Linked DNA regions of Mus musculus: region 2 is linked to region 1. Evidence: chromatin loops called from intact Hi-C (ENCODE). Cell type or tissue: heart. All regions are shown on one strand.

Region 1 (8,000 bases):
CGTGCAGGAACACACACATACACATAAATAAAAATCAAATAAATGGGGGTTGAAGAGATGGCTCAGTGGTTAAGAACACTTGCTGCTCTTCCAGAGGACTTGAGTTCAATTCCTGGCACCCGGGTCAGGTGACTCACAACCACCTGAAACCTATGGGGAATCCAGAGCTGCCTCCTGGCTTCCGTGAGCATTCACACCCATGTGCCCATACTCAGACTGACACACATGAATAAGAAACAAAATCTGAAAATTTATCAAATAAACTACAATTTGGGGCCAAAGTTCTAAGTCCTAAGCAGCAGCTGCTCTAGCACAGGACCTGGGTTCAGTTCCCAGCACCCACACGTCTATAGCAGTGAGTTTGGGTTGCATCGCTTTGGCCCCCACACCCACCCAGGAGCTATCTGGATTATGAAAGATGCACACATGCCAGCTAATTTTAAAATGCCTTAGCTACCTCAAAGGTTAGGTACTCCTAAACCTTCTCCTGCTATCCCAGGCCCAACTGGGGAAGTGGCCTGTGGGTAAGAATTACCCAGAATTCATACGTGGCTCCTTGGCTTTATCTCCTGTAGCTCCCATCATTTCATGGTGATTCTCCTCAACACCCCCACCCAATGTCCTAGCCCAAGCAAATCCTGGGGTCCCACCCCATCTGCCTTTGCCCAGTCATTGGCCACTGGCATCTTTATTGATCAGAAACTAACTGGGGACAAGGACCTTTAGTGTTTGGACATGCAGATTCCTGAATGAATCAAAGCATTAGATTCTCCAACTCAACAATTCACAACCACCCATAACTCCTGTTCAAGGAGGACTGATGTGATCTTTGACCTCTCTGGGGAGCAGGCATGCATGTGACACACATATGTACATGGCAAGCAAAGCATGCACACAGATAAAAAGCATCTAAACACAATTTTAAAAGATCACAGCTCACTGATATTTATAAATAAAAGAGACAGAGGCCCCGCCTCGGAAGGGGCAACGAGGCACCCAAGAGCAAGGCTTGCTCTTTTTCACGGGTGCCTATGTCAAGTGCGTATAGCTCAGCTGCAGAGATGGCCCAGGGGGAAAGCACCTGTCACGCAAGACTGAATTAAACCCAGAACCCAGGTCAGATTGGACACGGCAGGAGAGGGGTGATGAAAAAGAATCACAGAAGGCTATGGGCTAGCCTGGTGTACCTGAGGGTGAGCGGCAAAGAAACCCTGTCTCAAACAAAGTGGAAGTCAAGGAACACACTGGAGATGGGTCTCTGACGCGCGCACACACACACACACACACCTGAACCAACACACCAGCCAGTCAAAACAGTTAACTCTCCCATGTTAGACTACTGACACTGGTCTAGCCTCAGTACCTCCACGTCAGACAGCTAACACTAGCCTAAGTACCTCCTTCCCTGGGTGGGATACCTTAAGAGCACCGCAAAGCTCCACGGTGTCTGCATCGTCTACCACAGTGATTCTGAAGTTGGGCGTCTGCAGCAGCTCTTTGAAGAGAAGGCCGTTCTGCATCACTTTGCTGCCTGTAGGAGAGCAGACGATTGATTAGTGATGTCCCTGTGCCCACTTCTATACCTGGTAGAGGTCTAGAGCATAACTTTTTCTTTTTTTTTAGATTTACTTATTATTATATGTAAGTACACTGTAGCTGTCTTCAGACACACTAGAAGAGGGCGTCAGATCTCATTATAGATGGTTGTGAGCCACCATGTGGTTGCTGGGATTTTAACTCAGGACCTTCGGAAGAGCATGGGAGCTTCACACACACACACACACACACACACAGGGATAGAAGGCACATAGCTATGGACACACAACCTCAGCTCTCACGTCTAAGTGAATGACAGTTTCGGTGAGTGACTATGACCTGGAACACAGATTCAGGCTGCCCCAGATACCATGCTCCACCATGGCAATAGGCTCGTCAGCCTGTTATAGCCAAGAGTCCAAGCTCTTTTCAATACACTGCTGGGAACATCAAGAGGGTTTACAACAGTGGGGAAAGCTCTGTTACAGGTTCCCAATGCCACCTGGAGATGTCCTTAGCTTTTGGGTTGGTAGACACCAGTGTCTGTTAAGTTGATACATTTCAAAAGGTTTTACCAGGATGTTAGAGCAGACACACAGGTGGCTAGCACTCGGCTGGAAAGGGGGCTAAAGATAGACCAAGATGATTGGATCTGTAACACCAAGTCTCCACTGAGTTCGATCGCCTTGTGGAATCTTTTTAAGGTGTGATTTCTTTTAAGGGTGAACCTTAGTTCAGATAACAGAAATGGAGCCCATGGAACGGTGGAAGAAAACCAGCTCTTCAGAGAGTTGTTCTGACCTCAACATGTGTGCTTGCTGCGAACACTAACTCTTCACAATACTAATTAGCTGATTTTGAAAAAAAATTAAGCCCTGCATTTAAAATTTATCAAAAATGAAAAGGTTTTCTCGAAATGGAATGTAAGATCCATGTGTTTTAGAGTGTGCCGTCCACAAATGTTGGAGGATGGGCATTCCGTCAAGAAGATGTGTGTGGTCCCCCTCCCTCTGCAGCTTGCTGGATTGGATGCCCCTTGGCTTTCATGCACTCAGCTCCTTTTATTCTTTTTTGTGTGTTTTGGACGTCTTTGATTTAACAGTAGAAGCAGCCTGATAGGATGACACGCCTTTAATCCCAGCAATCTGGAGGCAGAGGCAGGTGGACCTCTATGAAATGGAGGCCAGCCTGATCTGTATAGTGAGACCCTGTCTCAAAAAACTGAAATAAGCCAGACCACAAAGAATCAGTCCTGATGATGGATATGTTGCATGAGACCACAGTATCTGTGGAGCTGATACAAAAGCCACCATGAGGTTATCCTGGGCTACACTAGGAAACTGCTCTCAGAAATACCAAACATGCCAGGCAGTGGTGGTGGCACACACCTTTAATCCCAGCACTTGGGAGGCAGAGGCAGGTGGATTTCTGAGTTTGAGGCCAGCCTGACCTATAGAGACAGCCAGGGCAGCCAAGGCTACACAGAGAAACCCTGACTTGAAAAACCAAAAAAGGAAAAGAAAAAGAAAAAGAAAGAAAAGAAAAAGAGGAAGAAATACCAAACACAACAATAGCAACAAAGTAAAAACAAACCAAAGCAAAACCTTAACCATTATGCCTGCCATGAAATCTGTGGCTGGTGGGGTGCAGGTGGGTTAGGTGAACCCTTCCTGGGTTCTAAACTCAGGACTTTAAGGCTTTCTAGGTAAATGCTGCCCTCAAGCCAGCAGCAACTCTCAGGACACCAGAAGGGACTCTGGCCCCAGGCTCTGCCTGCCTCCAGGTGGGAGGCCAGCTGCTCCCATGACTGCCCGCACACACTACCACCCGGGAGCTTTAAAAACACTCGAAACCAGGCCACAGCTCAGACCTATTAAATCACAGCTCTGGAGTGGAGCAGCGTGGCTCGTTTGTGAGGCTCCCCAGGTGACTCGGATAGCAGCCAAGTTTGTAGATCTTTGATTTAACCTCCTCCAGCTCCCCCTGAGGAAAAAAACACTCGGCCCTCTCAGGCTGGCTGCAAAGTTAAGTAAGGAAGGATCTGAAAGAAAACAGTCTTGGTGGGGACAGGGCTAGGGCCCCATAATTACAAAGTCAGCTGACATTTGCTAGTTGTGCTTGTGTGTGTTCACATGAAGAGTGTGTGAATGTGCGTGTCTTATCTGTGCAAGGTGCTCACTTGTGCGTGTGGAGGTGGTCATCGATGCCAACCCATCCCCACTCCATATGATTTTTCAGATCACATAACGTCAGGAACAATGTTAGCTGTCTAGGTGTGTGGACCTTGCAGGACTTCTGTGAATGAATATGGGATCATTTTCGCTTAAGAGAGCACTACGACTTATCTATCACTGGCTTTGTCAAATCAGGAGCACGAAAGGAGTGTTCACCACAAGGGGGCAGCAGATTCTTGACGACAGCATTGCCATCTGGTGCTCTAAATTATCCTGATTTTCTCCTCCAGAGAATTCTGGACTCGGGACAGAGACTTACGACTTTACAGTTAAAACCGCAGCTGTTCCTTAATGTCACCAACCCAGAGACCAGGAGGTGGGGGTGTAGCTCAGTGAACTTACTTGAGGACTGAGTTCAATTCCCAGGAGCCATGTCAGCCATGTTAAACCTGCCACTAAATCCAGCTCCAGAAGTGTCCTACATCTCTGGCTTCTAGGGGCAGCTGCATTAAGTGTATATAGCCCCTCCATGTACATACAGATGTCTCTGAAGGCACGGAGGCCAGAAGTCAATAGTAAGTGTCTTCCTCAGTAACTCATATCCATATTGTTATTTTTACATGTTTTATTTATTTATAAATGTGTATATACCTAGTGCCCATGGAGGCCAGGAAAGGGCATTGGATCCCCTCGAACCGAAGTTACAGGCATTTCTGAGCCTCCATATAGATGCTGAGAGTTAAACCAAGCTCTTCTACAAGAACAAGTGCTGAGCCATCTCTCCTGCACCTCCAGTGGTTTTCAGAAGCAGGGTCTCTCATGGAACCTGCAGCTCACTGACTGGTGAGGCTAGTTGTCCAGCAAACCGCTGGCATCCTCCAGTTCCCACCTCCCAGCTCTGGGATTACAGGCAACCAGTGCTGTGGCAGCTTTTTCTAGGGATCTGGACTCATGTCCTCACGCAGCAGACACTTTATCTATTGAACCATCTCCCCAGCGCCCCATGGAGGATTACAGGCCTGAGTTTATTTATAGGCAGGCCATGTGCAGCATATGAGGCCCTGAGCCCCCAGCCAGAGCTGGGAAGAACCAAGTGGGGACAGGAACAGCTCTCCCTAAGCACCCAGCACGGCCGGGGCCCTCCCTCTGCAGGCTCACCAATGGTGGTCTCGCAGAACTTCTCCGCAGCGACCTCACTGGCGATGTTGGCCCCCATCAGCACACTGATGTCGATCCCCATCTTCTCTCGGATGATGTCGGAGATTAGCTTCAGCCCGTCGGGGCCCTCATCTATGCCCTAGAGGGGTTCAGATGAGTCAGGGGAGGCTTGCAAATCAATTAGGTAAAAGGCAGTTGTTCTGTAAGTAATCATAGTTGGACGTGGGGACTCACGCCTGTGATTCCACCGTACCTGTAATCCAGGAGGACTGCATGGAGTCCAGGACCAGCCTTGGCCACATAGAAAGTTGGAAGTCAGCCTGGGCTACAGAGTGAAACTTTCTATCAAGCACAGAGGACAGAATGAAGCAACTTGCTTTGGGTAAGATGGTGTGTGTGTTGGAGGGGTGGGCACAGAAGTGTCTGTGTTCGCTGATAAGCACTAGGGTACCAGGAATATTAAACGCACAGGGATATCTCAAAGGGAGAGACACATAACCTATTTTCCATTGAGATGGCTGGGAAGAGATGTGGTTAGTAGCCTGGTGACCTTTGACCCCAGGTCCTCTACCACACCCTTACCAGGAGCTTGCTTTTCTCAATCAATCTATAGAATCCATCTTTATGGGCGATGTCACATGTGTTTTACAAAGTTTTGACGTCAAGTCTTATGTTTTGTTGTACACATGCGATTGAGTTCATTATCACCAGGAAGTTTTTTCATCCAATCCTGCTGTGCTTAAATATGCCTAAAATAAACCACCACTGAATCCTACTCCAGACTGCCCTCTTATCTCTTGACACTTGGCTGGCCATGGTGTTTGAGGAGACCTCTCCCCTCAACACTGTTAAGGTTGCTTTGCAGAATGGGAGCTCTGGCCTGGAAGGCCCTGAGAGCACACAGACCCGTGGCACCTGCCAGGGCTCTGGCGGCTCCCACTGATAAGGAGCAGATTCTGGGATATTGGGGAGGTCACAATTGCTGTCATATGCTAACCCCAAAGTCAGCTTCAGGCACCAAGGACAGCCCCAGTTTAGTTACGTCCATTATCGACAGTGAATAGTACGTGGCTTCTGTGAGGTGGAGATGCTGTGTGTGTGTGTGGGTGGGTGGGGGGGCCTCTCTCCATGTTCCTCTTTTTCTCCTTACCCTCCTCCCAGCTGACAGAACAGCCATCCTGAATGTCTTCATCGCCTCACACAATTTTCTCTTATTCATTTTTAAGTGTTTTGCCTGTGAGCATGACTGTCTACCACGTGTGTGCAGTTCCCAAGAAGGCTGTAATCCAGGAGGACTGCATGGAGTCCAGGGCCAGCCTTGGCCACATAGAAAGTTGGAAGTCAGCCTGGGCTACAGAGTGAAACTTTCTATTAAGCACAGAGGACAGAATGAAGCAACTTGCTTTGGGTAAGATGGTGTGTGTGTTGGGCGGGGGTGGGCATCAGGTTTCCCTGGAATTGGGATTAAAGACAGGCACCTCCTGGTGGGTGCTAGGAAGAAAACTTTAGCCCTCGGCAAGAGCAATGAGTGCCCTTAACCACTGAGCCACCTCTCCAGTCCACCCCTCGATTCTTGATCATTTTATCACATGTAACTGTCCCACCATAACGTGACACTAGTGTGCCCATCTTCGAAAGCTGATGATGAACAGCACCGCAATGTTCATCTACACGGTTTGGCTCGGCGCTGCATAACTAGGTTAGAAACTCGCATACACGGACACATGTGTGTTGACTCTTCTCTGTTCCCTGACGCAAGGACTTCCAAAATGAAAAGTTCAGAATCCATTATTATGACAGACCCCACCACTAGCTGTGCGGTAAAGTTTGTGGGTTTGATTTTGGAAGTCTAGATGAAGAAACCATGTACCTATAAGAGTACCTAGAAAATCAATTAACTGAAGGGAAGAAACCTTTCAGCTGGAGATGAAAATGAGTAAAAACACTGCAACCACCGGGCGTGGTGGCACACGCCTTTAATCCCAGCACTTGGGAGGCAGAGGCAGGCGGATTTCTGAGTTGGAGGCCAACCTGGTCTTACAGAGTGAGTTCCAGGACAGCCAGGGCTATACAGAGAAACCCTGTCTCAAAAAACCAAAAAAAAAAAAACCACCCAAAACCAAAACAAAAAATCCCCCAAAACACCGCAACTTTCCCACCTGTGGTGCCACCTGAATGTTGGAGATAAACTAAGAGAGAAACAGCTGTCCTGAAAATGGTGGCACCATCTCCTGGGCCAGAGTCCCAGGCTGAATAAGAAATTAAAGAGGCCGGGGAGAGATATCGCTCAGTGCTGAGTGCTCGCCGGGCAGGCACAAGGTAATGAGCGCCAGCATCCATCACAGCACAAAACGAAACAATGAAAACTCGGCAAGCCAGCTGATGCCACGTTCCACAGTCTCGGCCTCGTGGTCTGTGAGCTGGCAGCTGCCCTCAGCCAGGCCTGCCTGGTCTCCCTGGCCATAATGGGCCATCTTGCCTCAAACAGTGAGCCAAAATCAACCTCTCTCCACTGATGTTGCTTCCTGTCATGTGTTTAGTCATGGCTGGTGAGAAAGATGCCCGATATACTTCAAATAAAGGAAAGAGGACATGAACTCAGGAGGAACCAGGTCCCAGGACCCGCCTAGTCCTCCGCTCTGCGCGCCTACCTACCTTGATGAGGGTGATCCCCAGGGCCTTCTCGGGCACCCTGCCCGTGATCTCATCGCAGATCTTGTGGATGAACTGGTGAGGGATGACGAACACCAGCAGGTCCGCGTCCTGCACGGCTTCGCTGAGGTTTGGGACAGCGACCTGCAAAGTGGGGAGACAGACAACACCTGCAGAAATTCCATCAGTCCGTACCCTCGCCCCTTCACAATACATGCTGCCATGAGGTACCGCCATCTCCACCCCCACTCTTTCTAGAAGGACCCTGATGTGTCCTTAATTTTTGCTAAAATTTTTAAATTATGCCTTAGTTTTATTGACTGGTGTGTGTGTGTGTGTGTGTGTGTGTGTGTGTGTGTGTAAACATGCATGCATGTGGACGTCAGAGGGCAGCTTGGCTCTCTCCTCTCTGTCCGACCTCGGGAGCAAACTCAGGTAATCAAGCTTGTGTGCAGATGCCGTCAGCCACTGAACATCTTA
Region 2 (8,000 bases), 70 kb before region 1:
ATACTACAGGCGAGCTGGCCTGAAGAGTACCTGGGGAGTCTCCTCCTCCAGTCACAGACACACCCTACGGAGTCTGGCTTTTCATTGGTTCTGGGAATCTGAATTCAGGTCATCACACGGTGTGTCACTTCAGGGGATCCTTAGCATCTTGAATTCCCACCGTCCTTCTAGCTTGCACATAAATGGCACACACTACCGATGACAACGTGAAGCAGTAGTTCACCTTCCAGTGCAGGGGTGAGGAGGAAACACTGGAAATCCTGCAAAACTCTCACAGCATCTGTCTTAGTTACAGTTTTACTGCTGTGAACAGACACCATGACCACGGCAACTCTCATTAGAACAACATGTAATTGGGGCTGGCTTACAGGTTCAGAGGTTCAGTCCATTATCATCAAGGTGGAAGCATGGCAGGATCCAGGCAGGCATGATGCAGGGGTTGTTGAGAGTTCTACATCTTCATCCAAAGGAAGCCAAGGAGCAGAGGGTCTTCCAAGAAGGGTCTCAAAGCCCACCCCCTCAGTGACACACTTCCTCTAACAAGGCCATACCTCTTGATAGTGCCACTCCCTGGGCCAAACATATTCAAACCACCACAGCATCCATGCAAATAAGGGATGGGCTTGGGGGACGGGGGACGGGGGACGGGGGAAGGTGGGGGGTACAGCTCAGTGCCCTTGCTTAGTTGTAATGAGGACTGGGAGTGGGTCCCAGCACCTACAAGGTAACAAGCTGGCAATGTGTGATCAGGTGAGAACACACACACCTGTAACCCAGGTTGGGAAGGCATGGAGGCAGGAGGACCACTGGCTTCTAGCCTAGCTAAGAAAATCACTGGCTTCTAGCCTAGTAAGCCCCTAGATTCAGGGAGAGACCCTGCTTCAAACAAGTAGAAGAGAGTGACAGAGGACATCTTCGTTCACACAGACATGCACACCCACCCACACGGATAAGTATACTTAAATAAATGTGTAACAGCAGGCCACAATGAAGAAAAAATATACAAGGATTTTTTTTTTAAAGTAGAAAGACAAGCTAGAGAGATGGTTCAGTGGTTAAGAACACTGGTTGCCCTTTCAGAGGTCCTGAGTTCAATTCCCAGCCACCACATGGTGGCTTACAACCATCTGTACTGGGACCCGATGTCTTCCTCTGGTATGTCTGAAGACAGTGACAATGTACTCACAGACATAAAACAAACAAATAAATCTTTTTTTAAAATGCTTTAAAGTGGGAAGACTAGAACAATAAACCAATTTTTAAAAATTTTAAAATGATATTTTCCTCATTTGAGAGAACACACGAGGTACTCTGTGTGCAGGAAGAGAGACCCTCACTTGAAGCCATGTCACTATGACAGTTATACAGAGAAAGAACGTTCCAATGGGATGGGGGAGACGAACTGGAATTAACCTTTTATTTTGAGATAGGGACTGGCACAGCACAGGCTGGCCTGGAACTTGTTATGCAACCAAGGATGACCTTGAATTCCTGACCCGCCTGCCTCTACTTCCATATAAGTTACCCTATGGCTCAGTTGTGAGGTGTTTGCCAAGTCATAGGTTAACTGGTACTGGTCTAACCCAAGCCATATAATGGCTATCATGGAAGACAGGCAGGGCTGAACTTCCATGGTCCACGTATTGCTTTTCTATTGCTGTGATAAAGCAACTTGTAGAAGAGTTTGTTAGGGCTTATGGCTCCAGAAGGGTAGACCCCGTAAAGACAGAGCTAAGGTGATGGCAGAGGCAGGAAGTTTGAGGGCTCACTTTTTTTTTTAAGACTTATTTTTATTTTATTTATATGAATACACGGTAGCTATCAAAAGAAGGCATTGGATCCCAGTAGAGATAGTTGTGAGACACCATGTGGTTGCTGAGAATTGAACTCAGGACCTCTGGAAGAGCAGCCAATGCTCTTAACTGCTGACCCACCTCTTCAGCCCCGAGGACCCACATCTTAAACTACAAGCAGAAAGAGAAAGAGTGCATTGGGAATGGCCCCAGGCTAAAGCTTGCCTCCAGTGCTTCCTGCAACAAGGCCACACCTCCTAAGACTCCCCCAGCAGTGCCATTAGTTTGGGACCAAAAAATAAGGTAGAGGGTTGGTCAGATAGCTCCATGGATAAAAAAGGTGTTTGCCACCAATCCTGACAGTGTCCTTCAAATCCCAGAGGCAACTTGGCAGAAGGACACAATAGACTGCCATAAGTTGTCTTCTGATCTCCACAGGCCACGTCCCCCTCCCAAGTAAAGAAGGGGAATATGAACATAGCCACACATGCCCATGCACACACATACACCAACCCCAAAAACTGTATGGGGGAGCTCCCTGCAGCCTATAGAGCCATGTGAACACATCAACAGTAGTTCACCTTAGTGATGGGACGAAGGGTCCTTGACAGTTCTATCGCTTTCATATTCTCTGAAGGTATGTAACAGAGAGCACGTGGGCAGCAAACACACCAACACAAGGTGGTGGTGGTCTGAGCCACCCCACAGAAGCCCCAACTCAGTCACTTGAGCGTCTATTTGCTTTTCTGAAGCGGGAGAGCCAGCCAACTCCCTCACTCACACAGCAAATATTTGTTGAGCTCTTTAACGCCAGGCCAGGCCTTGCACTGTGACTGTAATACTTAGGGCTATTTAATAGGGCTGCAAATACCCTTGGGGCTGCCTGGGCCAACCATTTTGGAGATGAGCTAAGCTAACACTTTCCCAACTTTCCGTGGAAGCTGATTGGGTGGGTCTGGGGTGGATCTGCGCCTTGAGTCAGCAAGCTCCCGGGATCCACACAGGGGCTGCTGAAGGTTTCTCAGAGGGTCCATGCACACTCAACCACTGTACAACACGATCTCCGCCCCCATTCTCTAGCTTTCCTATGGGCTGGATTTCAGTTTCACAAATGCTTCCTTGGGTCTGAGATGCAACAGAAGGGGGACTCCTATTTAGACTGTGGGAGTCGACGCTCCTTAGCAGGTAGGAGCAGGGAGCAAGAAAAGGGCAGACATAGGTTTGAATCTCAGCTCTGCCAACAAGTGTAAACTTCCGTCCAGTCTCTGACTCAGTTTCCTCGCGTGTAAAATAAGCTTACTTGCAACCACCTTCAAGGGAGAGCGCATCAGGGCCTACACAAACTTAGAAGCTCCTCCAGGACTGACACCCTGGTAGAGGGCGAGGACAATAGATAGTGGCCTCCACCAGTAGTCAACAGAACTCCAGGCGGAAGGCCTGGCTTCCCAGGAACAGCACGTACAAGTCCTGCCTCCCTCCCGGGCACTTGCCCAGCCCCCACCAGGATGTGCTCAGTCCGTACAGCGGCCCTCAAGGGCTTAAAGAGGTTGAGATTCTCAGATTTATTCAGGGAAATGTTCTTGATTCATCTGTATTTGACCACAGGAAGTTAATTACTCAGAAGTTCTCTCCTTTATAACTTTTAATAGGAAAACTTTTAAAACTGGGGGTGCGGCTCAGCGATAGAGCATCCGACTGGCACGTGAAGCTCTGAGTTCCAGACCAGCACTTTGGAAGGGTCAGTTTGATAACAAACAAACAAACAAACAAACAAAAACGTTGTTTTTTAGGGACCCCTGCACGTGGAGATCAGGTGAGGTAGGCCCTAAGTATTCCAGACACCCATTATCTATAAACGCCCACCAAAGTATCCGGCTCCCGGGAAAGACCACCATCCTTCGAATGAAAACAGCAAGCTGTGAGTTACCTCCCACAGCAGACATCCTGAGGGTCACAACCCTGGTTCCCAAGGGAGCCTCAGGTGAAAGAACCTGAATGTGAGTTTTGCACTTTACAAAGAAGTCGAAGCTCAAGAGTGTTCCCGGAGCCCGCGGGAAGACCGGAGCCAGCTCGGTGGGCGGAGCTGGAGGCGCGCGAGCTAGCCGAGTCCACCTGCCTCCCTCCGCCCGGCCCAGCCCGGCCCGGCCCGACACTTACGATCTCGGCTACGATCAGGAGCCCCGGCGGGGTACGGAGGAACTCTCGGTCGTAAGCGAAGCTGCTGCTGGTGGTGGAGAAGTTCTCCGCAAAGGAGCTGGTAGTGGTGGTGACCGTGTGCGAGCGCGCGCGCTGCTGCTCTTCCATCGTCGCCCCGGGAGCTGGCCCGGGTCCCCGAGGACCCTACCCCCACCCAATGAGTTCCCTGGGCTCAGGATCGCGGGCCAGGGAATCGCGGATGATGGGAGGCGGGCAAACCCGGGTGATCTCCAGGGTCAGGTCCGCAAGTGTCCCAACACCTCGGCGAGCGCACTCTGGGTCTGCTCGGAGACCCGGGAACGGGATCGCTGGCGACCGGTGGCAGTGGACTGCGGGGGAGGGGAGAGAAGAGGAGGGGCGTAGACTGGGCGGGTGAGGGCGGGCACTCCAGGACCTCCCCTCGGGGGCGCCGCCGCGCGGCCACAGCACCTGTCTCCCAGGGACTGAGAGCTCTCGGGGGTGCAGGGACGCGTACCGGATCGCTAAGGGTGAGCGGCACCTCCTGGTCACACTCCTTCTAGCTCGAGCCACAATTAGGCTCCGCCCACCTAGGGCCACCAGACTTGGACCAGCTTCCTCCCACCTGGCTGGACTAGCAGCAGGGCCTCTTAAGGAAACTCAGGCCTCTAGGGACGTGGCCGCTCCAGGACTACAGGCGGTTGGGGGAGGGAGGCTAGAATTGTGACCTAACCAGACCTTAAACCAGGGATCGATGTGAGGCCGCTTGGACAGCCCTCACCCACTCCGCTGCAGCCGTCACCAAAGCCGGCGCTGTTTCCTGCCCCTCCTGTCCGGAACAATTTGAGGAACCAACTTAATCGCCGGGGAGTGAGAGCGAGAGGCTTCTAGGCGCTCTCCACAACTTTGGCGGAGACTAGCTGGATTGTGGAGAGGAAGATGGAAAGTGGGGGAGATGTTCGGGATTCCTGGTCAAGATGTATCAATATGACAGATCTCATTAGCTTTGGGGGGGGGGGGGCTTGTTTCAAACTTGAATGGAACCGTCTGTGCAAAGTGATGTTTATGACAAGCTAGTTGTGCTTCCCGGGGTCAGGGAGGAGGGGTGGACATCTCCTTGCGTGGGCAGCTGTGTGCCAGTCAGGTGAGTGCTGCGCAGAACCCTGGGTACTTGTGTAATTAGCATGAAGTTATTGGTTCTGCTTTACTGGACCTCAGTGCTACCACCCGTGTTTCAAGACGGACTTTGATGGACGATGGACATTTGGCTAAAATGATCTGCTTCCATGTGCCTGTCCTCCTCTTGTTTTGTGAAGAGTGACAAGAGACAATTCATCTGAACCCACCAAGTGGGCTTTGATTCGAAGTGAAGGCATATCAGATTTTAAAAGTTGTCAGAAAGTGTATCCTATTGGTGGATCCGAAAAGAAAGCACAAAGAACAAGCTAATAGAAGGAGTTAGTTTATGGGAGATGGTGGCTCACACATTTAATCCTAGCACTCAGGAGGCAGAGGCAGGCAGATCTCTGAGTTCCAGACCAGCCTGGTCTACAGAGTGAGTTCGAAGACAGCCAGAGATACACAGAGAAACCCTGATTTGAAAAAACAAACAAACAAACAAACAAACAAAAACATCTTTTTAACCTGGGTGGTGGTGTTGCAAGCCTTTAATCCTAGCCTGGAGAGGTAGAGGTTTGAGGCCAGCCTGGTCTACAGAGTGAGTTCCAGGACAGCCAGAGATACACAGAGAAACCCTGTCTTGGGGGTGGGGTGGGGGCGGGGAGAGTTTAAACCTGGGTCCTCCCTAGGAAAACTCTAGGGTAAAGTGTTTCAAGAATATGCCAACAGTTTCAGTGTGGTGGCTCATACTGATAATTTCATCACTGGGGGAGCTGAGGCAGGAGGATAGAGTTCAAAGCTAGCCTAAAGTTACAGGGTAAGGGGCTGGTGAGATGGCTCAGTGGTTAAGAGCGCCGACTGCTCTTCTGAGGGTCCCGAGTTCAAATCCCAGCAGCCACATGGTGGCTCACAACCATCCATAACTAAATCTGATGCCCTCTTCTGGAGTGTCTTCAGACAGCTACAGTATACTTACCTATAATAATAAATAAATCTTAAAAAAAAAAAGTAAAGTTACAGGGTGAGACCCTGTCTGAAATAATAGTCTGTGCTACATAGTGAGCTCAGCCTAGATACAGAAACCCTATCTAGAAATACATAGTTCAAGGTCATATTGGGATCCATAGAGGGTTTGAGGCCAGGCTGGGCTACATAGTGAGACCCAGTCTCTCCTCCCACCACCAATGAAAAAAAAATTTTTTTCCTTGAGGTAGGCACCTGCCACCCATGATAACAAGTAGTTCTGGGATTAAAGGCATAGACCACTACTTCTTTCTTTCTTTCTTTCTTTCTTTCTTTCTTTCTTTCTTTCTTTCTTTCTTTCTTTCTTTCTTTCTGTTTCATGTGCATGGTAGTGTCTGATCCCCTGGAACTGCGGTTACAGACCTTGTGGGCTGCAGTTTGGGTGCTGGAAATTAAACTCACATCCTCTGAAAGAGTAGTCAGTGTTCTTAACCACTGAGCCACCTTTCCAGCTTCCGGAATTCAAGTTTTAGACCCCACTGTAGACCAAACCACTGAGGACAGAGCTAGGAAGCTGTATGGGAATGAGCCTCCAAAAACCAAGTGCTCAGAGAAATTGCTCAAGTGGCTGGAAGTGAGAGACAGGGGAGTCTGGAGGAGCCTAAGGCAACACATACCCAATACTGAAGACTTGAAGTCTCAGCGATTCTACTCATAATACAAAGGACACTCCCTTTCTGAGACCCCTGGGGCAGGATGGTTTTCAGGAGTCTGGCTTTTCTTTACTTTGGGAAGGTACACTAAGTGACTGGAGAGATGACCCAGGCACTAAGAGCGACACTGCTTTTACTGAAGAGCGGAGTTGGGTTCCCAGCACCCATGTCAAGCAGTTCATGACCACCTGCAGCTCTAACTCCAGCGGATCCAACGCCCTCTTCTGGATTCCTCAGGCACCTGCACCTCACATTCACTCAACAAAGACACAGATGTGTACATAAAGATAAATCTTTAAAAAGTAAAATAAGTATATATGCCATTTTCTTTGTGTGTGTGCACACATGTGGGGCATGAGTGTGTGTGCATATATGTGTGTGGGGGTGAATGTGTGTAGGGGGTGAGTGTGTGGGAGTGAGTGCGTGTGTAAAGGCCAGAGGAAGACATTCAGTGTTGTATTCTGTCACTGTGTCAGGGTCTGCCACTGATCTTGGAGCTAGGCCGGCATCCAGCAAACCCCAGTGGCCCTCCTGTATCCACCTCTGATGGCTCTGGAGTTAAAGACAAGTTTGTGATCAGACCTGGCTTTTTATATGAATGCTGGGGGTTTGAACTCATGACCTCAGGCTTATGCAGCAAGTTCTCTTCTCCACTGCCCACCTCCCCAGCTCCAACAGATGCACATACAGTGTATGATTCTGTGCAAGGTCCCAGTCAATTGTACTAATTTTCTGTAGTGGGACTATGTTTGTGTTGGATTATCTATCACAGTACTACAATGATTCTGAACACCAACAGCTTCAAATCACCATTTTATTTGCCCAGGAAACTGTTGACTATGAATTGCAGCTAGGCTTGGCAGGCAGGAGTTGGAGGCATGCTCACATCTGGGAACTGGCCGGACTAGGTAATTGAGAAGGTATCCCTCCCATAGACGCTACACTCACTGGGCTTGCTTTTCCACGAAGCTGGACTCTCTTGCAGCATGGTGGGCTCTGCAGCTGCTGGCTACTAAGAGGGGCAAAAGAGATACATTAGTTATTTTTCTTGTTGCTTCAAGTCCCTGACAATGGCAACTTAAAGAAGGAAGGGCTCACTGGGGTTCACAGTTTGAGAAGGATACAGTAGCCATAACTGGAGAGGTCTGTTGTCAGGAACATGTTGCAGCTGGCCATACTTATCCACAGTCAGGAAGCCGAGAGAGGAGTGTGTGTGTGTGTGTGTGTGTGTGTGTGTGTGTGTGTGATACTCAGTTGG

The links. Hi-C counts contacts between places; a loop is a spot of excess contacts. Peaks named below come from ENCODE experiments on the same cell type or tissue, not always from the same donor. Only the 100,000 strongest peaks of a DNase experiment are listed, where the experiment ranks them.
Region 2: a loop joins it to region 1, with 1.9 times the contacts of the local background. A loop is called at or near these places in 3 of 42 quality-filtered maps.

What each region holds. Positions count from the first base shown.
Region 1 is chr9:114,909,458-114,917,457 of GRCm38, forward strand. Gpd1l (glycerol-3-phosphate dehydrogenase 1-like) reads right to left here. Exons shown (of 8, transcript NM_175380.5): 3 at 7,524-7,664; 4 at 4,869-5,007; 5 at 1,419-1,531. Among named protein-coding and RNA genes, the nearest start is that of Gpd1l, 21 kb to the right of the region's middle. In heart, a CTCF peak has its summit at 3,939 (motif pointing right); a DNase peak (open chromatin) is centred at 4,024; H3K27ac peaks cover 721 bases.
Region 2 is chr9:114,839,831-114,847,830 of GRCm38, forward strand. It overlaps Cmtm8 (CKLF-like MARVEL transmembrane domain containing 8), which reads right to left and starts at 4,322. Exons shown (of 4, transcript NM_027294.2): 1 at 3,951-4,322. The coding sequence starts at 4,097. It overlaps Gm30448 (a long non-coding RNA gene), which reads right to left. Exons shown (of 3, transcript XR_379920.3): 3 at 7,549-7,754. In heart, a CTCF peak has its summit at 4,456 (motif pointing left); DNase peaks (open chromatin) are centred at 3,241 and 4,521; H3K4me3 peaks cover 2,205 bases; H3K27ac peaks cover 1,439 bases.